Regions from separate parts of the Homo sapiens genome. Here region 2 is linked to region 1. A link is an interaction called in ENCODE POLR2A ChIA-PET data of the cell type or tissue named here. Cell type or tissue: Panc1. All regions are shown on one strand. Links, peaks and the distances in the headings refer to the core of each region. The heading gives the core; the rest is flanking DNA.

Evidence for each region. Peaks named below come from ENCODE experiments on the same cell type or tissue, not always from the same donor. Only the 100,000 strongest peaks of a DNase experiment are listed, where the experiment ranks them.
Region 2: POLR2A ChIA-PET joins it to region 1 with 8 read pairs; 6 of 35 experiments call an interaction of 5 or more read pairs at or near these places.

The regions. Positions count from the first base shown.
Region 1 is chr7:100,621,513-100,632,529 of GRCh38, reverse strand. It overlaps TFR2 (transferrin receptor 2), which reads left to right. Exons shown (of 18, transcript NM_003227.4): 7 at 332-448; 8 at 585-724; 9 at 1,478-1,641; 10 at 3,158-3,277; 11 at 4,224-4,306; 12 at 4,394-4,457; 13 at 4,556-4,623; 14 at 4,710-4,786; 15 at 4,869-4,953; 16 at 5,039-5,266; 17 at 5,627-5,767. It overlaps LOC124901709 (a long non-coding RNA gene), which reads right to left and starts at 10,408. Exons shown (of 3, transcript XR_007060454.1): 1 at 9,976-10,408; 2 at 1,305-1,374. LOC124901710 (a long non-coding RNA gene) reads left to right here and starts at 5,780. Exons shown (of 2, transcript XR_007060455.1): 1 at 5,780-6,180; 2 at 6,300-7,976. RefSeq lists enhancers at 4,570-5,332, 5,630-5,924, 5,333-6,097 and silencers at 5,575-5,634, 5,695-5,834. In Panc1, for the core only: no CTCF peak of the experiment used is centred there; no DNase peak of the experiment used is centred there; H3K4me3 peaks cover 742 bases.
Region 2 is chr7:100,734,791-100,750,786 of GRCh38, reverse strand. ZAN (zonadhesin) reads right to left here. Exons shown (of 48, transcript NM_003386.3): 3 at 15,015-15,067; 4 at 14,158-14,304; 5 at 13,707-13,978; 6 at 13,438-13,525; 7 at 12,174-12,326; 8 at 4,085-4,249; 9 at 3,146-3,237; 10 at 2,572-2,650; 11 at 2,317-2,463; 12 at 1-162. Among named protein-coding and RNA genes, the nearest start is that of ZAN, 9.2 kb to the right of the region's middle. RefSeq lists an enhancer at 5,462-5,511. In Panc1, for the core only: no CTCF peak of the experiment used is centred there; no DNase peak of the experiment used is centred there.

The DNA.
Region 1 (11,017 bases), core at 650-8,649:
GGAGGGAGGGAGGAAGGAAGGAAGGAAAATGTTGGCTGGTCTGGGAATTGAATCAGAAGGAAAAAAGAAAATGTTGGCTGGGAACAAATTGGGTGTTGGGGGAAATCAGATGGGGAAGGGAACAGAAACATGGGGTACCCTGGAGCCCGGTGGGGTTTGAGGGCTGCCTAGGAGCTGCTGAGGTTGGGAAGACACAGGCCAGGTAGTGCCCCCACATCCTCTCCGTGGGATGGACAGTTGCAAGCAAAGGCCTTGCCATTTCCTGGTTTCTCCTGCCCTTATGAATCGGGTTTTTTTCTGGGAGGAGTCCTCTAGTCACCTTCCTCCCCAGGTGACCAATGCTCAGGACTTCGGGGCTCAAGGAGTGCTCATATACCCAGAGCCAGCGGACTTCTCCCAGGACCCACCCAAGCCAAGCCTGTCCAGCCAGCAGGCAGTGTATGGACATGTGAGTCTGGGGAGGCTGGTCGTGCTGTTCCCAGGTCCCGAGGCCACACCTTCTTGCTCAGAATAGGGCTGGCATGTTTTTCGTTTTTCCTGGAAGCCCAGCTCGCAGCTTTGCGTGGGCACCCCTTTCCCTGCAGGTGCACCTGGGAACTGGAGACCCCTACACACCTGGCTTCCCTTCCTTCAATCAAACCCAGTTCCCTCCAGTTGCATCATCAGGCCTTCCCAGCATCCCAGCCCAGCCCATCAGTGCAGACATTGCCTCCCGCCTGCTGAGGTGAGGGGAGTGTTGGGGACCAGAAGAGGAGGAAGCAGAGAGAGGAAGGCTGCAGCGAGGCCACAGGGTGATTGTGGGTGAACTAGAAAAAGGTGACTCTTGTTTAAGCCTGCAGTGAGCCATGACTACACCACTGCACTCCAGCCTGGGAGACAGAGAGACCCTGACCTTTTTTTTTTTTTGAGATGGAGTCTTGCTCTGTCTTCCAGGCTGGAGTGCAGTGGTGCAATCTTGGCTCACTGCAACCTCCACCTCCCGGGTTCAAGTGATTCTTCTGCCTCAGACTCCAGAGTATCTAGGATTACAGGTGCCCCCCCACCACGCCCGGCTAATTTTTGTATTTTTAGTAGAGGGTTTCACCATGTTGGCCAGACTGGTCTCGAACTCCTGACCTAGTGATCCGCCCATCTCGGCCTCCCAAAATGCTGGGATTACAGGTGTGAGCCACCATGCCTGGCCGGGACCCTGACTCTTTAAAAAAAAAAAAAAAAAAAAAAAAAGTGACTCTTCTGGATGGACACAGCCTTTCTCCAGGGTCTACTGTCTGGCAACTAAAGTTCCCACTGGATTGCACACCTACCTCAGCTGAGAACCATCCAAGGCAGCCCTGACTGCACTGCCCTACCCAGGCAGCGTCCAGAGGCAGCGATCTGGAGCCAGAAAGGGTGGGAGGGAAAGAAATAAGGAAAAGAGTGATTTGGACTCTTCTGGGTCTCTCTACAACTTCCCCCTTTCTGCCTTCCTCCTCTCCAGGAAGCTCAAAGGCCCTGTGGCCCCCCAAGAATGGCAGGGGAGCCTCCTAGGCTCCCCTTATCACCTGGGCCCCGGGCCACGACTGCGGCTAGTGGTCAACAATCACAGGACCTCCACCCCCATCAACAACATCTTCGGCTGCATCGAAGGCCGCTCAGAGCCAGGTATGCTGTGTGTCCAGTATCACTCACAGCTGGTGGTGGGCTGGGGGAATTTCTGCCCATACACCCTGGCAAGATAGGGGGCTGGTGCAGGAGGCCCCAAGAGGGGACAGGAGTGGTGCCCAGAGGAGGGAAGCTGGCAAGTTGAGGCTGAACTGGGTCTGATGGTGGCAGCAGTGAACAGACCTCACCTTCCAGCCTGTCTAGTGATGGAATGGGGGTTGTTGCCCAGTAGTGAGCTCCCCAGCACTGGAAGTGAGTAAGCCTAAGTTGGATGATGTTGTAATAGAAACTCAAGCATGGGCCGGGTGTGGTGGCTCACGCCTGTAATCCCAGCACTTTGGGAGGCCCAGGCAGGTGGATCACTTGAGGTCAGGAGTTTGAGACCAGCTTGGCTAACATGGTGAAACCCCGTCTCTACTAAAAATACAAACATTAGCTGGGCCCGGTGGCATGCATCTGTAATTCCAGCTATTCCGGAGGCTCGGACAGGAGAATCACTTGAACCCAGGAGGTGGAGGCTGCTGTGAGCCGAGATTGTGCCATTGCACTCCAGCCTGGGCAACAGAGCAAGACTTTGTCTCAAGAAAAAGAAAAAAAAGAGAAAGAAAGAAAGAGAGAAAGAGAAAGAAAAAAAGAAAGAAAGAGAGAGAGAGAAAGGAAGGAAGGAAGGAAGGAAGGAAGGAAGACTCAAGCATGAAAGAAAGATCAGATCAGATTAGATAGAAGCATAGATGGCCCTTTCAAGCATAGCTAGATGTGGATGGCAGTGGAGAATTAAAATAAGTAATTGACAGATGGGGCAACAAAGCCAAGACTTCACAAAAAATTTAAAAATAAGAGAAATTGGCTGGGTGCGGTGGCTCACGCCTGTAATCCCAGCACTTTGGAAGGCCGAGGTGGGCGGATCATGAGGTCAGGAGATCGAGACCATCCTGGCTAACATGGTGAAACCCTGTCTACTAAAAATACAAAAAAATTAGCTGGGCATGGTGGCAGGCGCCTGTACTCCCAGCTACTCAGGAGGCTGAGGCAGGAGAATGGCGTGAACCCGGGAGGTGGAGCTTGCCGTGAGCCAAGATCGTGCCACTGCACTCCAGCCTGGGCAACAGAGCGAGACTCCAAAAAATAAATTAAATAAATAAATAAGTAAGTAAGTAAAAGAAATTAGCCGAGCATGGTGGCACACATCTGTGGTCCCAGCTACTTGGGAGGCTCAGGCAGGAGGATGGCTTGAGCCAGGGAGTTTGAAGCTGCAGTGAGCTATGATCACACCACTGCACACTCCAGCCTGGGTGACAGAAACCTTGTAAGTCCAGAATGACCTCAGGCACCCAGCTGAAGGAGCACACCATCCAGGAAGGGCCAAGTGGGGAGGGGCGCCCTCTTTAGGGACTGGAGGGACTGCAGGGCTAGGGTTGCCGGAATTGTGATGGGCTGAGAGACACAGGCAGATGGAGGATGCCCCCAGGGTGCAGGGTGCAGTGTCAGAAGTGGGTCCCAAACATCCCCTCCCCAGATCACTACGTTGTCATCGGGGCCCAGAGGGATGCATGGGGCCCAGGAGCAGCTAAATCCGCTGTGGGGACGGCTATACTCCTGGAGCTGGTGCGGACCTTTTCCTCCATGGTGAGCAACGGTAAGGTCAGGGCCAGGGCCTGGGCCTGGGCTAGGCAGCGGTGGGCCTGTGGCCCGAGGAGGATAGGGCAGAGAGGCAGTGAGGGACACAGACTGGCCAGTGGTCACTTGGACCTCGGCATCCACATTGTACCTGAGTGGCCCTGGGCCAGTCACTTCACCTCTATTTCGTCACCTAAAAATGAAAGTGAGGCCGGGTGCGGTAGCTCACGCCTGTAGTCCCAGCACTTTGGGAGGCCGAGGCAGATGGATCACCTGAGGTCAGGAGTTTGAGACCAGCCTAGCCAACATGGTGAAACCCTCTACTAAAAATACAAAAATTAGCCAGGCGTGGTGGAGGGCGCCTGTAATCCCAGCTACTAGGGAGGCTGAGGCAGGAGAATCGCTTGAACCTGGGAGGCGGAGTTTGCAGTAAGCCGAGATCGCACCACTGCACTCCAGCCTGGGCAACAGAATGAGCCTCCTTCTAAAAAAAAGAAAGAAAAGAAAAGAAAAAAAGTGACATGAATGATAATCATAGTCCATGGGTCTGTGTCAAGATTAAGCATGTTGGGCTGGACGTGATGGCTCATGCCTGTAATCCCAGCACTTTGGGAGGCCAACACAGGAGAATCGCTGGAGACCAGGAATTCAAAACCAGCCTGGGCAACATAGGGAGACTGCATCTCTACAAAAGTTTTTTAAAAATTGGCTGGACTTAGTGGTGCATGCCTGTAATCCCAGCTACTTGGGAGGCTGAGGCAAGAGGATGACTTGAACCTGAGAGGTCAAGGCTACATTGAGCCATGATTGCACCACTGCACTCCAGCCTGGGCGAGAGAGTGAGATCCTGTCTCAGAGAGAGAGACAGAGAAACAGAGACCCTGGGGGACCAGGACAGAAGAAGACAAGGGGAGGGTCTTTGCTTGGCCCCTGCTAAGCCTGTCCTCCTTCCCCTCTGTCCCCAGGCTTCCGGCCCCGCAGAAGTCTCCTCTTCATCAGCTGGGACGGTGGTGACTTTGGAAGCGTGGGCTCCACGGAGTGGCTAGAGGTGATACGGGGTCCCGGGCAGGTCGTTAGGCATTGGGGAGAGGTGGGGGTGGGGGGTTCCCACTCCACACTGGTCACCCACCCACAGGGCTACCTCAGCGTGCTGCACCTCAAAGCCGTAGTGTACGTGAGCCTGGACAACGCAGTGCTGGGTGAGCTGGGGCAGTGCCACCACCTGGCCCCCTGGGGTCCACCCTTGCCTCTGGGGCTGAGCCCTGAGCCTGGCATCCCTCCCCTCCCCTTTTTCCAGGGGATGACAAGTTTCATGCCAAGACCAGCCCCCTTCTGACAAGTCTCATTGAGAGTGTCCTGAAGCAGGCAAGAGCACCCCAGGAATAGGGGGTGAAGGGGAGTAGGTTGCGGGGAGGAGCAGAGCCTGATCAGTGCCCTTCCCCAACCCCCAGGTGGATTCTCCCAACCACAGTGGGCAGACTCTCTATGAACAGGTGGTGTTCACCAATCCCAGCTGGGATGCTGAGGTGTAAGTTGGGGGGGTAGGGAGAGCTGGGGAGGGATGTGGGGGAGCCTGAACCCACAGATCGCTCCAACCCACCTGCCCCCAGGATCCGGCCCCTACCCATGGACAGCAGTGCCTATTCCTTCACGGCCTTTGTGGGAGTCCCTGCCGTCGAGTTCTCCTTTATGGAGGTGAGACGTCCTCCCCCTGCCCCAGACACAGCGCTAGTCCTTCAGCCTGTCTGCCTCCGCCCCAGCGTCCACCCTGTCCTGGCAGGACGACCAGGCCTACCCATTCCTGCACACAAAGGAGGACACTTATGAGAACCTGCATAAGGTGCTGCAAGGCCGCCTGCCCGCCGTGGCCCAGGCCGTGGCCCAGCTCGCAGGGCAGCTCCTCATCCGGCTCAGCCACGATCGCCTGCTGCCCCTCGACTTCGGCCGCTACGGGGACGTCGTCCTCAGGCACATCGGGAACCTCAACGAGTTCTCTGGGGACCTCAAGGTTCAAGAGGCCCACCCCGCTCTTGGTCTCTGGGAGTGGGAGGCACTGCCCAGGCCAGGGGGTCCAGCCCCTTCTCTCTGCATTCCCTGGGGTCTAGGTCCTCTCTGGCAATCCAGCCCATTAACCCCCTGCCTCCAGTCTCCCAGCCCCCAGCATGTGCCATCGCCCAACCTGGCAGGTGCAGGATCTTCTCCCCACTCCCTTCATCCTGCCTCCAGCACTCTGTCCTCGTCTACCTCCTCCCTCCTGCGGCCAGGGGTCCCAGCCCCCTTCCCCATGCTAGGCGGGGGTCCTTGTCCCCATGCTAGGCGGGGGTCCTGGCCCCTGCCGCCAGCCCCAGCCCGCGCCTCCCCACCCCAGGCCCGCGGGCTGACCCTGCAGTGGGTGTACTCGGCGCGGGGGGACTACATCCGGGCGGCGGAAAAGCTGCGGCAGGAGATCTACAGCTCGGAGGAGAGAGACGAGCGACTGACACGCATGTACAACGTGCGCATAATGCGGGTGAGGCCCCGCCCTCCTCGCCCCGCCCCCAGTGTCCCGCCCCTCCCCTGGGGCTCCACCTCCTGGACCTGGCCCCGTCTGCGCGCTCCTCTCTCTCCCCGCCTACACAGTCCCGGTCCTCTGGATGCTCTCTTCCCAGTCCTGGACACGCAGTGCTCATAGATCGGTCAGGCTGGAGGACCCGAGCGATCAAAGTGATGAAATGGACAGGGAGGGCCAGCCTCTTGGCCACAGTCGCCTGGTTTACGCCTGGCAGAACTGGGACAATCCACCCTCCCCCACCCCTCCCCGCTGACTCCCCTCCTATAGCTCCCACTGCCTCCTCGACCCTTCTGGAAAGAAAAAGCATGTCCACACTGGTCCACAATACGAGGTTACAGGCTGGGAAGTGCAGAAGGCTAAAGATATTCAGAGTAAGAGAGCTGTTTTCCTTCTGATAATGAAATGGGTGAAATCCAGAAAGGCTGCCTGGAGGAGGTGTCACGTGAAAGTTAAACAAGAGCTTATTCCCTCACCAATCCCTTCTGCTTAGCTTTGAATCCTTTGCAGCCCACACCCCACCTCCAGTTCCAACTCCTCCACTTCCTTCCATTTTCTTACTCCAAGAACTCAACCCCTCAACCCTTTGATGTCAAGAAATGGGTGAGTAGGGACTGTGGCCATGGGGAAAGGTCTGCAGGGCAAAATAGTAAACAGGATCATCCTCAATGAGTGTGGGGTGAGCTGGGAACTGCAGTGTACACAGAGCCACTTGTGCACACACACTCACGGTTTTCAGAGCCAGCATGGCTACCCCTTGGAGGCTCATGTTATCTCTCCTCCTTGCATTTTCCTGCTTGTGCCCTCTGCCTGTCCCCCTTGGCCATTTACAAACCTATTGCTCTTGCTCGTTCTCCCTTGCCCAGACTAGAGTGCAGTGGCACCATCTCTGCTCACTGCAACCTCCAACTCCTGGGCTCAAGTGATCCTCCCACCTCAGCCTCCCTAGTAGCTGGGAGTACAGGCACGTGCCATGACGCCCGGCTAAATTTTTCTATTTTTTGTAGAGACAGGGTTTTACCATGTTGCCCAGGCTGGTCTCAAACTCCTGGCCTCAAGTGATCCTCCTGCCTCGGCCTCCCAAATTGCTGGGGTTACAGGCGTGAGCTACTGAACCTGGCCTTCTCCTCTCCTTCTTATATCTCTTTCTCCATTCATTCTTCTTTAACCTTTGCCTCCTCTACTGGAACAGGGGTGACCCTGGGGTGAGGCAATAGGTTGGGTATGGTTCATTCTCATTCACAGATCTTGGTTTAACCTCAGCTGTGTCAGCATGCAGAAGACAAAAACACCCACCTTTCAAAGTTGCCATACCCCTGTCCCCACCAGGGATAAAAGGGACCTGCGTGTAAGATGCATGACTTAGGCCAGGCACGGTGGCTTACGCCTGTAATCTCAGCACTTTGGGAGGCTGAGGTGGGCGGATCACCTGGGGTCAGGAGTTCGAGACCAGCCTGACCAACATGGAGAAACCCCGTCTCTACTAAAAATACAAAATTAGCTGGGCATGGTGGCACACGCCTGTAATCCCAGCTACTCAGGAGGCTGAGGCAGGAGAATCACTTGAGCCTGGGAGATGGAGGTTGCAGTGAGCCGAGAGCACGCCATTGCACTCCAGCCTGGGCAACAAGAGCGAAAATCCATCTCAAAAAAAAAAAAAAAAAGAAAAAGAAAAAGAAAAAGATGCATGACTCAGGCTCAGGGATGGAGAGGGAAGGACTCAGGACTTCAGAGCCTGCAATACAGGATTGGGCCAGACCCAGTGAATTTTATGGCTCTAGACCAGGGGTTGGTGAACTACTGCCCATTGGCCAAATTCAAACTGCCGCTTGTTTTTTTGTTTTTTTTTTTTCTGAGACGGTCTCACTCTGTTGCCCAGGCTGGAGTGCAGTAGCATGATCTGGGCTCACGGCAACCTCCACCTCCCGGGCTCAAGCAATCCTCTCACCTCACCTCAGCCTCCTGAGTAGCTGGGACTACAAGGACACACTACCACACTCCGCTAATTTTTAAAATTTTTTGTAGAGATGGGATCTCACTATATTGTCCAGGCTTGTCTCAAAATCCTGGGCTCAAGCGACTCTCCCACCTCAGCTTCCCAAGGTGCTGGGATTACAGGCGTGAGCCTCTGCTCCCTGTTTTTGTAAATAAAGTTTTATTGAAACAGCCATGCTTATTGGTTTTCACGCTCTCTATGGCTACTTTTGTGTAATAGCAGCAACGTTAAGTAGCTGCAATAAAAGCAGCATGGCCTGCAAAATCTAAAATATTTACTATCTGGCATTTCACAGAAAAAGTTTGCTGACCTTGGCTTTAGACTGTGACTTGGATCTTGAAGAACAGGCAGGATGTGGATTGATGCAAAGTAAAGAGGACATTTCAGGGTGGAGAGACCAGAATTCGGGTGTGGCAGTGAAATCAGTCTGGTTTTACTTGGAAGCGGGGTGTGGACCAGCAGAGCCAGAACAGGGGCCCCATGAAGAGGCAGAGGGGAGGGGACCACCAAATGTGGTGTTATCGATCAACTGTGGGGAGCCTCGAACACCAGGATTAGAAGTTTGGATGTTAAGGGTCTTAGCATCAAGGAAATTAGAGAGGTTTTTGAGCAGAGAGGTGATGTGAGCAAAGGGGAGTTTTTATTTTTATTTATTTTTCTTTCTTTATTTTTTGGAGACAGTGTCTTAATGTCACCCAGACTGGAGTGCAGTGGCGCGATCCCGGCTCACTGTAACCTCTGCCTGTCGGGTTCAAGTGATTCTCCCACTTCTGCCTCCCGAGTAGCTGGGACTACAGGCGCGCACAACCATGCCTAATTTTTTTTTTTTTTTTTTTTTTTGGTAGAGAAGGGGTTTCATCATGTTGGCCAGGCTGGTCTTGAACTCCTGACATCAAGTGATCTGCTCACCTCAGCCTCCCAAAGTGCTAGGATTACAGGCGTGAGCTACTGCGCCCGGCTGGGAGTTTTTGTTTTTGAAATGAGGTCTCACTGTGTTGCCCAGACTGGTATTGAACTCCTGGGCTCAAGTGATCCTCCCACCTTGGCCTCCTGAGTAGCTGGGACTATAGGTGCACACCACCACACCCGACTAATTTTTTATTTTTATTTTTGTAGAGATGAGGGTTTCCATACATTGCCCAAGCTGGTCTCAAACTCCTGAGCTCAAGTAATCCTCCTACCTTGGCCTCCCAAAGTGCTGGGATTACAGGCAGGAGCCACCATGCTGGACAACAAAGTAGAGTTTTTAGGAGTGATTTTGGTCAGATTGCAAATGTCTTGAGAGTGGCAGGTGGGAGCAAATGCTCATAGGTGGGGACTGGACCGATGTCAGGTGTTTAGAAGGAGAAATTGACAGATTTGATGTTGAGGGAAGAGGAGGAGAATAATAATAATAGTTGTCTTAGAATAGAAGAATAATAAAATAGCAGTTGCCATTTGTTTTTGTTTGTTTTTTGAGACGGAGTCTCGCTCTGTCACCAGACTGGAGTGCAGTGGCACGATCTCGGCTCGCTGCAACCTCCGCCTCCCGGGTTAAAGCTATTCTCCTGCCTCAGCCTTCTGAGTAGCTGGGACAACAGGCATGTGCCACCACACCCAGCTAATTTTTGTATTTTTAGTAGAGACGGGGTTTCGCCATGTTGGCCAGGATGGTCTTGATCTCTTGACCTCGTGATCTACCCACCTTGGCCTCCCAAAGTGCTGGGATTACAGGCATCAGCCACTGTGCCCGGCCTGTTTGTTTGTTTGTTTGTTTGGTTTTGTTTTCTGAGACAGAGTCTTGCTCTGTCACCCAGGCTGGAGGGCAGTGGCACGATCTTGGCTCACTGCAACGTCCGCCTCTTGGGTTCAGGCTATTCTTGTGCCTCAGCCTCCTGACTAGATGGGATTACAGGGACACATCAGCATACCTGGCTAAATTTTTTGTATTTGTAGTAGAGACAGGGTTTTGCCATGTTGGCCAGGCTGGTCTCAAACTCCTGACCTCAGATGATCCACCCGCCTCAGCCTCTGAAAGTGCTGGGATTACAGGCATGAGCCACTGTGCCCAGCTGCAGTTACCATAGTAGAAGGTTACCACATGCTAGAGGATTTATTTCATTTGCTTCCCCCAGCGCTGAGGTTGCTAGTATTATATCCAGAAACTGGGGCTAGGAGAGGCTAAGAAACTTACCTGAAATCATATAGTTAGTAAGTGGAAGAGCCGAAATTGGAGGCCAGGTAGTCTACCTTCAAAGCCTGTGCTCACCCCATGCTCACTCCCCTTTGAGGGTGACAGCTTGACACCTGCAGAAAGCCATGGGCCACATGAGTGTGGGCCCAACGCCCAGGTTTGGGAAGAGATCGGTACTGATATGTCCAGGTGCTCCCAAACCCAGTGGGGAGGTCCAGATGGCTGGAGGGCAGGATTCCAGTGGGTCACTGGGTGGGGAGATTTGGCATCTGTCCCCACAGAGGTCCTGGTTGACATCAGGGGCACAGATGAGCTCTGTGAGTGAATGATGGAGGCCTTAAAAAGATGTGAGCATCTGAAAATCAGCTGGGTATGGTGGCACGTGCCTGCACTCCCAACTACTCAGGAGGCTAAGGCGGGAAGATCACTTGACCTCTGGGGTTTGGGTTGCAGTGAGCTGTGATTGCACCACTGCACTCCAGCCTGGGTGACAGTGAGACCCTGTCTCTAAAAATAAAAGATGTGAGCATCTGAGATCACCCCCTAGAGATTCTGATTTTACTGGGGCGGTGCCCAGGCAATGATAATTTAATAGGTACAGAGAAGAGGGAGGTGGAACTTTGAGACCTGCCCACGGGTGGAAGCAGAACAAACCAGAGATGGGGCTAGGAGAGGCTAGGAAACTAGGAGAGGCTGGCAGAAAGGAGGGAGGAGATTAGGTCAGGAGCAAGGCCGTCTCAGGAAAGACGGAACAGCAGCTGCGTCAGAGGGAGGAAAGCCAGGCTTTTCATGAGGACTGGACTGTCCCCTTGACCTTCGTCTCTGGGCTGTGGACATTGGTGGGGGTGGAGAATGACTCGGTGTGGGGAGGTGTGGTGTTAAGAAGGGAACAGCAGGGCGATAGATTGTTCTTTGAGGCTTTGAGCATTCACTGAATGGGTGAGGAAGGAAGACTCGGGAGAACTACATGCAGGCTTAGGGGTTCTAGAGATAGAAGGGGAGGCCTAGCGTGGTGGCTCACACCTGTAATCCCAGCACTTTG
Region 2 (15,996 bases), core at 7,148-15,147, 110 kb before region 1:
TTCCCAGGAGGAGTTCGAGCATAGTACCCTCCCCAAGGCCATACATGTGGTATGCGAACTCCACGCAGATGTCACCTGGGGCGCAGAAGGGCCGGCTCACCAGTCTGACTGACTGGCCTGCCTGGGAGAACTCGTCAGCCTCAAGGTAGATATAGTGACCCCCTAGGCAAAGGAAGGGAACAGGCAAGGTAAGAAGCCTGCACAGGACATGCCAACTGCTGCTTTAGCAAAGCTTTGCTTTCTGAACGGGAATCTGAGCAAACACTCAAATTTCCCAGGTCGTAGCATTATTTTTTCTGCTCATTTTAGACATCTAACTAAAGAAGGTGGGATCACAAAGAAAGGGAAAAGCGGCCAGGCACGGTGGCTCATGCCTGTAATCCCAGCACTTTGGGAGGCCGAGGCTGGCGGATCACGAGGTCAAGAGATCAAGGCCATCCTGGCCAACATGGTGAAACCCCGTCTCCACTAAAAATACAAAAATTAGCTGGGCGTGGTGGCCCGTGCCTGGAGTCCCAGCTACTCGGGAGTCTGAGGCAGGAGAATTGCTTGAACTCCGGAGGTGGAGGTTGCAGTGAGCCAAGATCACGTCACTGCACTCCAGCCTGGCAACAGAGCAAGACTCCATCTCAAAAAAGAAAAAAAGGGAATAACAAACCAGCAACCTAGATTACATTCATTAATGTCGTGTGTGTGTGTGTGTGTGTGTGTGTGTGTGTGTGTGTGTTGTTTTTTTGAGATGGAGTCTCGCTCTGTTGCCCAGGCTGGAGTGCAGTGACACGATCTCAGCTCACTACAACCTCCACCTCCCAGGTTCAAGCGATTGTCCTGCCTCAGCCTCCCAAGTAGCTGGGATTACAGGTGTGTACCACCATGTCTGGCTAATTTTTGTGTTTTTAGTAGAGGTGGGGTTTCACCATGTTGGCCAGGCTAGTCTTGAACTTTCGGCCTCAAGTGATCCACCCGTCTCAGCCTCCCAAAGCATTGGGATTACAGGTGTGAGCCACTGCACCCCACCCTCATTATTGTCTTTTTAAAAAATTATTTCTTTATATATATATATGTGTGTGTGTGTATATATATATGTGTGTATATATATGTGTGTGTGTGTATATATATATATATATATATATATTTTTTTTTTTTTGAGACGGAGTCTCACTCTGTCACCCAGGCTGGAGTACAATGGCGTGATCTCGGCTCACTGCAAGCTCTGCCTCCCGGGCTCACGCCATTCTCCTGCCTCAGCCTCCCGAGTAGCTGGGACTACAGGCGCCCACCACCATGCCTGGCTAATTTTTTGTGTTTTTAGTAGGGACGGGGTTTCACCGTGTTAGCCAGGATGGTCTCGATCTCCTGACCTTGTGATCCGCCCTCCTTGGCCTCCCAAAGTGCTGGGATTACAGGTGTGAGCCACTGCGCCCAGCCTCTTTTTATATATTTTTAAGACAGAATCTTACTCTGTTGCCCCGGATGGAGTGCAGTGGTGCGATCTCAGCTCACTGCAGTCTCCACCTCCTGGGGTCAGGCAGTTCTCCTGCCTCAGCCTCCTGAGTAGCTGGGACTACAGGTGCACGCCACCACTCCCGGCTAATTTTTACATTTTTTTTAGTGGAGTCAGGGTTTCACTATGTTGCCCAGCTGGTCTCGAACTCCTGACCTCAAGTGATCCACCTGCCTCGGCCTCCCAAAGTGCTGGAATTAAAGGCGTGAGCCACCATGCCTGGCCTATTTTTTTATTTTTAATTTTTAGAGACAAGGTCTTGCTCTGTTGCCCAGGCTGGAGTGCACTGGTTCAATCATAGCTCACTGCAGCCTTGACTTCTGAGCTGAAGCGATCCTCCCACATCAGCCTCGCAAGTAGGTGGGACCACAAGCACACACCACCACATCTAGCTAATTAAAAAAAAATTTTTTTTTCTAGAGATGGGGTTCTCACTATGTTGCCCAGGCTGAGCTCAGACTCCTGGGCTCAAGCAATCTTCCCGTCTCGGCCTCTCAAAGTGCTGGAATTGCAGGCATGAGCCACTCATAAACGTCTAGACTGAAAATGAGGTGGTGGGTTTTGAAGCTTTGGGCTCCATGAAGTGAGATGCCTGGGTTTTCTCAGGATTTCAGTGACCCCCCAGCCCTGAGAATCTTTAAGTTACTCTGCTATCTCCACAATTCCAGTACCATGGAAACTTCCGAAAAAACACCTGTGGACTGATCTTCCCACTGCCTGAAACAACGTCTCCCATCAGTCACAGCAGCCAGCCTGCTACCTGGGAGCAGACTGAGTGATTTCTTGGCGTGAGCGCTCCTCAATCTCCTCACCTGCATTAGGGAAACCTCCCGCAGGGCCCATGCCATGGACGGGTCCATTTTTATGTCCGAGGGCCCAGTGTCCACCATCCCCGGAAGTCTGGACCCAGTCACAGAAGGGATGGGCGTTGTCTTCAAAGTCACACTGAGGAAAACCCTCTGGGGGATCAAAATAGGATATTTGAGCAAGTTGAGTGACGCTCTCCAGCCCTCCCCCAGCCCACCCCGGATTCTGAGAGATCCGGGCCTCTCAGGGCCTGCTCTCACCCCCACAAGGAGCAATGCTGGTTGCATCAACTGCCACAGCTGGCTCTGGGGTCTTTCCAAAAACGCCTACCACGGCAAACTGGAGAGAAAGGGAGATGGAGCAGGAGTGAGCACACAGCCCACACCCCCAAGCCCCTGATCTAACTCGACTCCATTCCAGGACCCAGAATCCCTACTCCCTGTGCCCAGACCCTCAATTCAGTTCTTTCTTTCTTTTTTTTTTTTTTTCAGAGTCTTGCTCTATTGCCCAGGCTGGAGTACAGTGGTGTGATCATAGCTCACTGCAGCCTTGACCTCCAGGGCTCAAGTGATCCTCCCACCTCAGGCTCCCTAGTAGCTGGGACTACAGGCACACATCACTGTGCCCGCCTAATTTTTGTATTTTTTTGTAGAGATGGGGTCTTTCTATGTTGCCCAGGCTGGTCTTGAACTCCTGTCCTGAAGCGATCCTCCCTCCTCAGCCTCCCAAAGTATTGGGAATACAGGCATGAGCCACAGCACCAGGCCCCTCAATTTATTTCAACATTGGGTGTGCCTACCATGTGCAAGGACCTGACCCCTTGCTTCTCTGTACCTGTATCCGTCCCACGGCTGTGTAATTGACAGAAACAGCCTGCCAGTTGGGCCCAGGTTGTCCTGAGAAGAGAGTGTGTTTCCGGATACTCCCTGCAGTGAAAGGAATTGGAAGGAGAAGTGAGCTTAAGGGGACTGGGAAACGACTTTGAACTATACCTAGGAGGATGAGGAGCAGAGGGCATAGCTGGGGACGATTACCACCAAATGAAAGCACAATCTTCTTTTTTATTTTATTTATTCATTATTTTTTTTTGAGATGGAGTATTGCTCTGTTGCCCAGGCTGGAGTGCAGTGGCACTATCTTGGCTCACTGCAACTTCTGTCTCCCAGGTTCAAGCGATTCTCCTGCCTCAGCCTCTTGAGTAGCTGAGATTACAGGCGTGTGCCACCACACCTGGCTAATTTTTGTATTTTTAGTAGAGACAAGGTTTCTCTATGTTGGCCAGGCTGGTCTCGAACTCCTGACCTCAGGTGATCCACCAGCCTCACCCTCCCAACGTGCTAGGATTACAAGCATAAGCCACTGTGCCAGGCCAGCACAACTTTCTTTTTTATTTGAGAGGGAGTCTTGCTCTGTCACCAGGCCGGAGTGCAGTGGCGCGATCTCGGCTCACTGCAACCTCCGCCTCCCGGGTTCAAGCGATTCTCCTGCCTCAGCCTCCCGTGTAGCTGGGACTACAGGCAGCTAATTTTTGTATTTTTAGTATGGACGGGGTTTCACCATGTTAGCCAGGATGGTCTCGATCTCCTGACCTCGTGATCCGCCTGCCTCGGCCTCCCAAAGTGCCCTCCCAGCCATGATTTCCACTTCATGGAATAGTCTCGCACATATTCCAGACCTCCCTAGACCCTGAGGGATGCCCCATGTTTCCCCATCAAGCCAACCCTGGGAGATGCGCCCAGATCAGTGTAAATCCCATTAATTCTCCGCTCTAACCCAAGACTGAAGCATAAATGTGGAGGGCTGCACCAGGAGACTGGCCCCGGAGGATGTAGTGGAAGGAAAAGCTCAGACAGCCAGAGGACAGGCTCACGGGGCTCAGGAGGACAGCTTTCTGCCCAGGTCTTGCATTCTTGGGGTCCAGGAGCATGTAGCAGCCACCTGTGAAGCAAAAGGCCAGGGAACTGGGGTGGATGGAATTGAGGGAAGATGGCAGCAGAGATAGGGCCCTGAGGAGGCTGTGGACTTGTCTCTGGGGATCCCCAACAGCAGCCTAGAATCAGGCAGCACTGAGGTGGTCCTATCCCAACTGACTGAGGTCTTCAACTTTTCCTAGAAATGCTTGGGCTGGGTAAGGACCCGGCGCTGCCATGGGAAGCGGCGGACACCTTCTCCAAAGCAGCAACTAGAACTTTGACCTTTGGGTGCTAACTCTTTGTTGTTGTTGTTTTGTTTTTGTTTTTGAGACAGTCTCACTCTGTCGCCCAGTCTGGAGTGCAGTGGCGCAATCATGGCTCTCATGGTTCACTGCAGACTCAACCTCCCCGGGCTCAGGTGATCCTCCCGCCTCAGCCTCCTTAAGTAGCTGGGACTACAGGTGTGCGCCACCACGCCCTGCTAATTTTTGCATTTTTTTTTGAAAAGATAGGGTTTCACCACATTGCCCAGGCTGGTCTTGAACTCCTAGGTTCAAATGATCCACGCACCTTGGCTTCCCAAAGTGCTGGGATTACAGACATGAGCCATCACATCTGGCCTGGGTGCTAACTCTTAAGGTCCACTAGAGTCATAGCCTGTTCCTTTTCTTTTTTCCTTTTTCTTTTTTGAGACAAGGTATGGTTCTGTTGCCCAGGCTAAAGTGCAGTGGCACAGGTCTCAAACTCCTAGGCTCAAGCAATCCTTTTGCCACAGCCTCCTGAGTAGCTGGGACTCCAGGTGCGGACCTGGAGTCCGCCCAGCTAATTTTTTTTTTTTTAAGAGATGGGCGGTCTCACGATGTTGCCCAGGCTGGTCTTGAACTCCTGGCCTCAAGCAATCCTCCCGCCTTGGCCTCCCAAAGTGCTGGGATTACAGGCTTGAGCCACTACACCCGATTGCCTCTTCCTTTTCTTTACCCGCTGGACATAACCTATTCACGCAAACTGGCGAGAGATACAGCGGCTCTGACACAGAGGAGCAAGAGGCAAACCCCCTCTCACCCAACACCACCTCGGCCCCCAGCTCAGACAGCCAATCAGCGTGGACCTCGCTAGGTGACGCAACTGGTAGCGAAAAAGAAAATGTAAGCGGCTGCCACTCGTGGGGAGCGCGCTCGCGTGCGTGCTCACGCCCGAGTCCAAGGGAGTCTTGCCTGGCGCGCGCTCACTCCTGCCGAAGGTGGGATCCTGAGCGGCGGCGAAGAGGCTGGAATGGCGGGAATGGGCGGGAGGAAGGAGAAGAAAGGAAACAACCGGGAAGGAAGAGGGAAGGGAAAGGAAAGGAAGTGGGAAAATGATGAAAGAGAAATCAAGGACACGGGCTGGCGCGGTGGCTCACGCCTGTAATCCCAGCACTTTGGGAGACCGAGGCGGGCGGATCACCTGAGGTCAGGGGTTCTAGACCAGCTTGGCCAACATGGCGAAATCCCGTCTCTACTAAAAGTACAAAAATTAGCCGGGCGTGGTGGCGGGCATCTGTAATCCCAGCTACTCGGGAGGCTGAGGCAGGAGAATCGCTTAAACCCGGGAGGCGGAGGTTGCAGTGAGCTGAGATCGCGTCACCGCACTCCAGCCTGGGCGACAGAGCGAGACTGTCTCAAAAAACAAACAAACAACAACAACAAAAAAAAAACCAAGGAGACCTATGAGAAACAGAAGAGGAGAAATGGGAGAAAAAGAAGTGAAAGGTGAAGAAAATATAAGGAAGCGAGCAAGATGGAAAAGGAAAGGGAAAGAAAGGAAAAATAAAAAGCCAACCAGCATTTACTGAAGCTGCTGGGCGCGGTACACGGTGCTAAATGCTGAGGGGTTGCAGAGAGGGCTGGTCGGCTTTCAGTGAAGGTGGGGCCAGGGCTTCTTAAGGCCTTATTTATTTATGTACGTATTTATTTATTTATTTTTATTGAGATGGAGTCTCACTCTGTTGCCCAGGCTGGAGTGCAGTGGCGCTATCTCGGCTCACTGCAACCTCCGCCTCCCAGGTTCAAACAATTCTCCTGCCTCAGCCTCCCGAGTGTTGGGATTACAGGTGCACACCACCAAGCCCAGCTAATTTTTTGTATTTTTAGTAGAGACGGGTTTCGCTATGTTGGCCAGGCTGGTCTCGGACTCCTGACCTCTGGTGATCCACCTGCCTCCGCCTCCCAAAGTGCTGGGATTACAGGCATGAGCCACCACGCCTGGCCAGGGCCCTTCTAGAAAACAAAGTTTAGGCAGCAGGAAAGATCAGAGACAGGAGTGCAGGAGTCCAAGTGGACACTGATGGAGTGGAGAGAGGAAAAGATGGGGAAAAACAGAAAAGAAAATACGGCAGAGGCAGGAGGATCACTTGAGGCCAGGAGTCCGAGACCAGCCTGGGCAACATAGCAAGACCCCATCTTTACAAATAAAGAAAATAAAATAAAGTGTGGAAATGGTAAAGTGGAAGGGAGGAAATGGATTGAGAAAGGATAAGTATTAAGGGAAAAGAAGAACAAAGAGATATAGGCTGGGCGTGGCAGCTCACACCTGTACTTCAAGCACTTTGGGAGGCCGAAGCAGGAAGATGGCTTGAGGCCCAGAGTTTGAGACCAGCCTGGGCAATGTAGCAAGACCCCATCTCTATTTTTATTTATTTATTTATTTTGAGACACAATCTCACTCTGTCGCCCAGGCTGGAGTGCAGTAGTGCGATCACAGCTCACTGCCACCTCCACCTCCCAGGCTCAATCAGTCCTCCCACGTCAGCCTCCCGAGTATCTGGGACTACAGGTGTGTGCCACCACACTGGGCTAATTTTTGTATTTTTTGTAGAGACAAGATCTCACTATATGTTCCAGGCTGGTCTTGAACTCGTGGCCTCAAGTGATCTGCCCACCTCGGCCTCCCAAAGTGCTGGGATTACAGGCATGAGCTACTGCACCTGGCCTAGTTTTTAAAAACATTTTTTTAAATTCAAAAATAAGAATTATAAACTCAGGAAATTAGGGAGCAGAACCCTCTATGCTTGACCTACAGTGCTTGGCTCAGTGAGGGGTTGAAATGTGGGCTGTGTGAGAAGATTAAGAGAGAAAGTGAATGTTGTGTGAGAGAGAAAAGGAAGAAGTCAACAGTAGAAAGAGAAAGAAGCTCAGCTGAGTGCACAGGGAGGTGGTGGAAAGAAGCTAGGGATAGACTTGGGTGCATAGAAAGAAAGAATATCAGCCAGGCATGGTGGCTTACGCTTGTAATCCCAGCATTTTGGGAGGCCAAGTGGGTGGATCACGAGGTCAGAAGATCGAGACCACCCTGACCAACATGGTGAAACCCCATCTCTACTAAAAATACAAAAAATTAACTGGGCATGGTGACGCACACCTGTAATCCCAGCTACTCGGGAGGCTGAGGCAGGAGAATCGCTTGAACCCGGAAGGCAGAGGTTGCAGTGAGCTGAGATCGTGCCATTGCACTCCAGCCTGGCAACAGCAAGATTCTGTCTCAAAAAAAAAAAAAGAAAGAAAAAGAAAGAGTGTCGCCTGGATTTTTGCAAAAGCCTCCTAAACAGCCTCTCTGCATCGACCCTTGCCTGTTCTCCTCAGTGGATTCTCAACACAAAAAAAATCCTTAAAAAATAAGTCAGATCGTCCCCGTCCCCCTCCCCCTCCCTCTCCCTCGTCTCCGTCTCCGTCTCCCTCTCCCCACGGTCTCCCTCTCATGCGGAGCCGAAGCTGGACTGTACTGCTGCCATCTCGGCTCACTGCAACCTCCCTGCCTGATTCTCCTGCCTCAGCCTGCCGAGTGCCTGCGATTGCAGGCACGCGCCGCCACGCCTGACTGGTTTTGGTGGAGACGGGGTTTCGCTGTGTTGGCCGGGCGGGTCTCCAGCCCCTAACCGCGAGTGATCCGCCAACCTCGGCCTCCCGAGGTGCCGGGATTGCAGACGGAGTCTCGTTCACTCAGTGCTCAATGGTGCCCAGGCTGGAGTGCAGTGGCGTGATCTCGGCTCACTACAACCTCCACCTCCCAGCCGCCTGCCTTGGCCTCCCAAAGTGCCGAGATTGCAGCCTCTGCCCGGCCGCCACCCCGTCTGGGAAGTGAGGAGTGTCTCTGCCTGGCCGCCCATCGTCTGGGATGTGAGGAGCCCCTCTGCCCGGCCGCCCAGTCTGGGAAGTGAGGAGCGTCTCCGCCCGGCCGCCATCCCATCTAGGAAGTGAGGAGCGCCTCTTCCCAGCCGCCATCACATCTAGGAAGTGAGGAGCGTCTCTGCCCGGCCGCCCATCGTCTGAGATGTGGGGAGCACCTCTGCCCCACCGCCCCATCTGGGATGTGAGGAGCGCTTCTGCCCGGCCGAGACCCCGTCTGGGAGGTGAGGAGCGTCTCTGCCCGGCCGCCCCGTCTGAGAAGTGAGGAGACCCTCTGCCTGGCAACCACCCCGTCTGAGAAGTGAGGAGCCCCTCCGCCCGGCAGCTGCCCCGTCTGAGAAGTGAGGAGCCTCTCCGCCCAGCAGCCACCCCATCTGGGAAGTGAGGAGCATCTCCGCCCGGCAGCCACCCCGTCCGGGAGGGAGGTGAGGGGGGGTCAGCCCCCCGCCCGGCCAGCCGCCCCATCCGGGAGGGAGGTGGGGGGTCAGCCCCCCGCCCGGCCAGCCGTGCCATCCGGGAGGGAGGTGGGGGGGTCAGCCCCCCGCCCGGCCAGCCGCCCGGTCCGGGAGGTGAGGGGCGCCTCTGCCCGGCCGCCCCTACTGGGAAGTGAGGAGCCCCTCTGCCCGGCCAGCCGCCCCGTCCGGGAGGGAGGTGGGGGGGTCAGCCCTCCGCCCGGCCAGCCGCCCCGTCTGGGAGGTGAGGGGCGCCTCTGCCCGGCCGCCCCTACTGGGAAGAGAGGAGCCCCTCTGCCCGGCCAGCCGCCCCGTCCGGGAGGGAGGTGGGGGGGTCGGCCCCCCGCCCGGCCAGCCGCCCCGTCCGGGAGGGAGGTGGGGGTGTCGGCCCCCCGCCCGGCCAGCCGCCCCGTCCGGGAGGGAGGTGGGGGGGGTCAGCCCCCCTGCCCGGCCAGCCGCCCCATCCGGGAGGTGAGGGGCGCCTCTGCCCGGCCACCCCTACTGGGAAGTGAGGAGCCCCTCTGCCCGGCCAGCCGCCCCGTCCGCGAGGGAGGTGGGGGGGTCAGCCCCCCGCCCGGCCAGCCGCCCCGTCCGGGAGGGAGGTGGGGGGGGTCAGCCCCCCTGCCCGGCCAGCCGCCCCGTCCGGGAGGGAGGTGGGGGGGGTCAGCCCCCCTGCCCGGCCAGCCGCCCCGTCCGGGAGGTGAGGGGCGCCTCTGCCCGGCCGCCCCTACTGGGAAGTGAGGAGCCCCTCTGCCCGGCCAGCTGCCCCGTCCGCGAGGGAGGTGGGGGGGTCAGCCCCCCGCCCGGCCAGCCGCCCCGTCCGGGAGGGAGGTGGGGGGGTCAGCCCCCCTGCCCGGCCAGCCGCCCCGTCCGGGAGGTGAGGGGCGCCTCTGCCCGGCCGCCCCTACTGGGAAGTGAGGAGCCCCTCTGCCTGGCCAGCCGCCCCGTCCGGGAGGGAGGTGGGGGGTCAGCCCCCCGACCGGCCAGCCGCCCCATCCGGGAGGGAGGTGGGGGGGGTCAGCCCCCCGCCCGGCCAGCCGCCCCGCCCAGGAGGTGAGGGGCGCCTCTGCCCGGCCGCCCCTACTGGGAAGTGAGGAGCCCCTCTGCCCGGCCACCACCCCGTCTGGGAGGTGTGCCCAACAGCTCATTGAGAACGGGCCAGGATGACAATGGCGGCTTTGTGGAATAGAAAGGCGGGAAAGGTGGGGAAAAGATTGAGAAATCGGATGGTTGCCGTGTCTGTGTAGAAAGAAGTAGACATGGGAGACTTTTCATTTTGTTCTGCACTAAGAAAAATTCCTCTGCCTTGGGATCCTGTTGATCTGTGACCTTACCCCCAACCCTGTGCTCTCTGAAACATGTGCTGTGTCCACTCAGGGTTAAATGGATTAAGGGCGGTGCAAGATGTGCTTTGTTAAACAGATGCTTGAAGGCAGCATGCTCGTTAAGAGTCATCACCAATCCCTAATCTCAAGTAATCAGGGACACAAACACTGCGGAAGGCCGCAGGGTCCTCTGCCTAGGAAAACCAGAGACCTTTGTTCACTTGTTTATCTGCTGACCTTCCCTCCACTATTGTCCCATGACCCTGCCAAATCCCCCTCTGTGAGAAACACCCAAGAATTATCAATAAAAAAATAAATTAAAAAAAAAAAAATAAATAAGTCAGATCAAGTCACTGCTCAAAATCCTGCAAAGGCTCCCCATTCACACAGAATAGGAAAGCCACAGTCCTGACAATGGCCTTCAAGGCTCTATGTGATCTGCCGCTCCTGTGGATCTCAGGTCACCCTCTTCATGCTGGCCACATGGCTCTTTGCTGTGCCTTGATCCCCTCCTTCCCCGACAGCCCCACTGCTACCTCAGGACCTTTGCACAGCTGGCCCCTCAGCCTGGAATGTCCTCTGCTACTACCTCACCTTTTTCAAGTTCGTGCTCAAATGTGTCCTGAATGTGACCTACTCTGACCAGCCTATTTAAAATCGGTAACTCGCCCAGGCACAGTGGCTCAACGCCTATAATCCCAGCACTTTGGGAGGCCGAGGTGGCCGGATCACCTGAGGTCAGCAGTTCAAGACCAGCCTGGCCAACGTGGTGAAACCCCGTCTCTACTAAAAACACAAAAATTAGCTGGGCGTGGTGGTGTACACCTGTAGTCCCAGTTACTTAGGAGGCTGAGGTAGGAGAATCAATTGAACCTGGGCAGCGGAGCTTGCAGTGAGCCGAGATAGAGCCACTGCACTCCAGCCTGGGAGACAGGGCGAGACTCTGTCTCCAAAATAAATAAATAAATAATTGATAACTCACGGCGGGGCACAGTGGCTCACGCCTGTAATCCCAGCACTTTGGGAGGCCAAAGTGGGCAGATCACTTGAGGTGATCCTCCCGTCTCAGCTTCCCAAAGCGCTGGGATTACAGGCGTGAGCCAGTGCACTTGGCTCCAAACTTGTTTGACTTTTTATTTTCCCAGTAGCATCGCTCACTTTATAACTATATTTACTTTGTGTCGGTAACTGCCCCCCCGCTACCACACCCTACTCTTCCTTGTCTGTTTTCTGCACTGGTGTATTTTAAGTGCCTAGGACAGCACCTGGCATATTGTAGGTGCTCAGTATTTCTTGAATGAATGAAGAATGAAAGGGGCCAGAAGCAATGGCTCACGCTGTAATCCCAGCATTTGGGAGGCTGAGGCAGGTGGACCACTTGAGGTCCGGAGTTCGAGACCAGCCTGGCCAACATGGTGAAACCCTGTCTGTACCAAAAATACAAAAATTAGCCGGGCATGGTGGTGCACGCCTGCAGTCTCAGCTACTTGGGAGGTTGAGGCAGGAGAATTGCTTAAACCCAGGAGGCAGAGGTTGCAGTGAGCAGAGATCACGCCACTGCACTCCAGACTGGGTGACAGAACGAGACTCTGCTTCAAAAAAAAAAAAAGAAAAAGAAGAAGGAGAAGGAGAAGGAGAGGGAGAGGGAGAGGGAGAGGGAGAGGGAGAGGGAGAGGGAGAGGGAGAGGGAGAGGGAGAGGGAGAGGGAGAGGGAGAGGGAGAGGGAGAGGGAGAGGGAGAGGGAGAGGGAGAAGAAGAAGAGGAAGAGAAAGAAGAAGAAGAAGAGCCACAGAAAGGAGATGAGGAGCTGGCTGTATTGGGTCTGCCAGGTAGAGCTTGTAGGGCGGTGGTGGGGGAGGCTGGCTGGGTGCTTGAAATCAGCTTCTTGCGTGAAACTTGAGCTGGTAAGAGGCTTGAAGCTGTAGGTGTTCATGACAGACCGTCCCAGGGCAATTATCGTAGGGTGCTTGGTGCCCAGAAAGTCAAGGGACAGAAGCATGGCCGCTACTCACTACCAGGGCTAGAGAAGTCGCCATCAGGCCCCACGCCTGGCTTTCCTGATGACCCTTTCTTCTGAGTCCACTTGGCCCCGGAGGCAGTTGGGATCCAGGTCCAGTCACAGAGGTCATTTGGAATGTCAAAGCTGCATGTTTGCATCATACAGACTGAGAGGAAAGAAAGAAGGGAAGATATAATGTTTTCTTCTTTTTTAGAGACAGGGTCTCTGTCACCCAGGCTAGAGTACAGTGGTGTGATCATAGCTCACTGCGGCCTCGAACTCCTGGACTCAAGCGGTCCTCCCACCTCAACCTCTCAAGTAGCTAGGACTACAGGTGTGCGCCACCATGCCGAGCTAATTTTTAAAAAGTTCTTGGCACGGTGACTTAACTCCTGTAATCCCAGCATTTTGGGAGGCTGAGGTGAGTGGATCACCTGAGGTCAGGAGTTCTAGAACAGCCTTGCCAACACAATGAAACCCCGGCTCTACTAAACATACAAAAATTAGCCAGGCATGGTGGTGGGCACCTGTAATCCCAGCTACTTGGGAGACTGAGGCAGGAGAATCATTTGAACCCAAGAGGCAGAAGTTGCAGTGAGCCGAGATCGTGCCACTACACTCCAGCCTGGGTGACAAGAGTGAAATTCCGTCTCAAATAAATAAATAAATAAATAAATAAATTCTTTTGTAGAGATGGGGGTCTCCTTATGTTGCCCAGGCTGATCTCAAACTCCTGGCCTCACACCATCCTCCCACCTTGGCCTCCCAAGGTGCTGGGATTACAGGCCTGAGCCACTGTGCTGGGCCGAGACCTCTCTTTAGGCACGGCTGCTTCCAGAGTCAAAGCCCTAATAGCTCTACCTGGCAGACCCAATACAGCCAGCTCCTCATCTCCTTTCTCATTCTTCTTTTTTTTTTTTTGAGACGGAGTCTCACTCCATCGCCAAGGCTGGAGTGCAGTGGCACGATCTCGGCTCACTGCAAGCTCCACCTCCCAGGTTCATGCCATTCTCCTGCCTCAGCCTCCCAAGTAGCTGGGACTACAGGCGCCCGCCACCGCGCCCGGCTAATTTTTTGTATTTTTAGTAGAGACGGGGCTTCACCGTGTTAACCAGAAAGGTCTCTATCTCTTGACCTCGTGATCCGCCCGCCTCGGCCTCCCAAAGTGCTGGGATTACAGGCATGAGCCACCGCGCCCGCCCTGGATCCTCTTCTTGTTGTGCAAGGACGGAGAGAAAAGGGTCCGAGGGCAGGCGGGAGGAGGGACAGGGACTCACCGCGATTACAGGAGCCCCGGCGGATAGAGAGGGCATCCAGGGCGATGTCCAGGTAGGCAGTGCTACCCCGTGTTCCCTCAAACATCAGCTGCAAGAGGATAAGGGGACCCCAACCCCATGAGCCCCTCAGCCAGGCCTCCTGGCTCCTAGTTTTCTTCCTGAATTCAGATGGCTTGGCCCCCACAATCCCTTTTTGCCACACCCCCACCCTCAGGCTCTCCAACACCCAGACTCCCCCCCGAGGTCCCACAATTTGTCCCCGGCCTTACCCGGGTGGGCAGGGTGAACCCTGCGGGCACAGTGACGGTGGTGAGCATCCAGGAGGGTCTCTGGGTGTTCCAGTGTTTCCAGAGCACATCGGGGCGGCGGCCCTCTTCACCCGAGAGCAGCAGCAGCCTGAGCTGGGCGCCCCAAGACAGCCCGAACATGTGGTGGGCAAAGTGCACACAGAGGGGGCCTTGCTCCCATAGGTCGGGGCTGAGCAGGCGGGCCACTCCCCCACGGTGGAAGCTGTTCGATTCCATATGCAGATAGCTGCCCTCTGGGGGAGGCAGAGCCCAAGACACTGAGGCCCAGCCACCTCTGAGGGCTGCCCCCACCCATCCCCTTCTCAGAGCCCAGGCATCCAGGTCTGGCTGCCTCCCTTCTCTCTCCATCTAGCCACTCCCGCCTCCCAGCCACCTCCCTGCTCATGGTCCCCTGGAAACCATAGCCCCTCACCTCCGTTAGGGTACCCCCCGGGGGCCCCGGTGGAGCCGGTGGGAGAGGGCCCACTGGCTCGAACCCAGTCTTCATCGTCTGCGGACACTTGGGACCAGTCACAGAGGGGTTTGGCGTCATCCTCAAAATCACACTGGGTGAGGACATCTAGGAAGAATGGGTCACAGTGAGGTTTCAGAGAGGGCAGGGGCAGGGCCCAGAGCCACACAGGGAGAGGGAAGTAGCAAGATTGCTACACTTAGAGAAAGCTGCCATGAAATCAGCCGGGTGTGGTGGCGCACACCTGTAGTCCCAGCTACTGGGGAGGCTGAGGCAAGAGAATCGCTTGAACCCAGGAGGCGGACTTTGCAGTGAGCCAAGATCGCGCCACTGCACTCCAGCCTGAGGGACAGAGGGAGACTCCGTCTCAAAGAAAAGAAAAAGAAAGCTGTTGCAAAGCCTTGGGGTCCAGAGCAGAAATTGCTCGTCTGTTTTTTGTGGAGATGGAGTCTTACTATGTTGCCCAGGCTGCTCTCAAACTCCTGGCCTCAAGCCATCCTCCCACCTTGGCCTCCCTAAGTGTTGGGATGACAGGTGTGAGCCACAGCACCCGGCCCAGAGCAGAGATTTGAAAGAGAGAATCTTTTAGGAGAAATTCGGGGCTGGGAGAGTGGACAGAATGACAAGGTCCGGGGTCATGAACTGAGGTTGGAGGGCTGGACTTGGCCTGGCAGGACACATTTTGTAGTCCTGGCTGATGCCCGGAGGGGACTGGAGGTGGCTGCTCCTGCTAGGAACTCAGGAACTGGCATTCTGGTGGCAGAATGTGGGTTCGGAGGAGGGAGGAGAAATCTTAGCACTCCTGGTTTCCAACTCACAGTTGTCCCTAGAGCTGCGAACAACCAGCTTCTGGTCCGGAGGCTTCTCTTTCCTTGGGGGTCGTTTGAAGAAAGCAAAAATGCAACTCGTGTCATTATCAAGAATTATAAGATTCAGTGACTGTGAGCTTTCTGAGTGGTCACGTAAGGATGATCAGTGTTTATGCAGTGAATGTGTCTGACTTGACTTTTTTTCTTTTTTTCTTTTCTTTTTTTTTTTTTCCGGCACCCAGGCTAGAGTGCAGTGATACAATCACAGCTCACTGCAGCCTCAAACCTCTGGGCTCCAGCAATCCTCCCACCTCAACCTCCCCAGTAGCTGGGACTACAGGAGCATGCCACCACGCCCAGCTAATTTATTTTTATTTTTTATAGAGATGGGGTCTTTCTATGTTGCACAGGCTGGTCATGACCTCCTGGCCTTATGCAATCCTCCCACTTTGGCCTCCCAAAGTGCTGGGATTACCGGTGGGAGCCACTGTGCTCAGCCCTCTGTTTTTTGTTGTTGTTGAAGTTCTACTTGTTCAAATTCTCCCAAACACACTGCAGGACACCAAGACATCCATCATTTCTTTTTTTTTTTCTTTTGAGATGGAGTTTTGCTCTTGTTGCCCAGGCTGGAGTGCAATGGTGCAATTTCCGCTCACTGCAGTCTCCGCCTCCCGGGTTCAAGTGACTCTCCTGCCTCAGCCTCCCAAGTAGCTGGGATTACAGGCATGCACCACCATGCCTGGCTAATTTTATATTTTTAGTAGAGACAGGGTTTCACCATGTTGGTCAGGCTGGTCTCAACACCTGACCTCAGGTGATCCGCCCGCCTCGGCCTCCCAAAGTGCTGGGATTACAGGGGTGAGCCGCCGCGCTTGGCCTGTCATCCGTCATTTCTTTGCTGCCTCGTACTTAAGTCTCTCTCATCAGCTGGGTCCACCCTGGGTCTTGTCCGTTTCCTGAGGGCCTGACCCCTCAATCCTTCTCTCCTAGG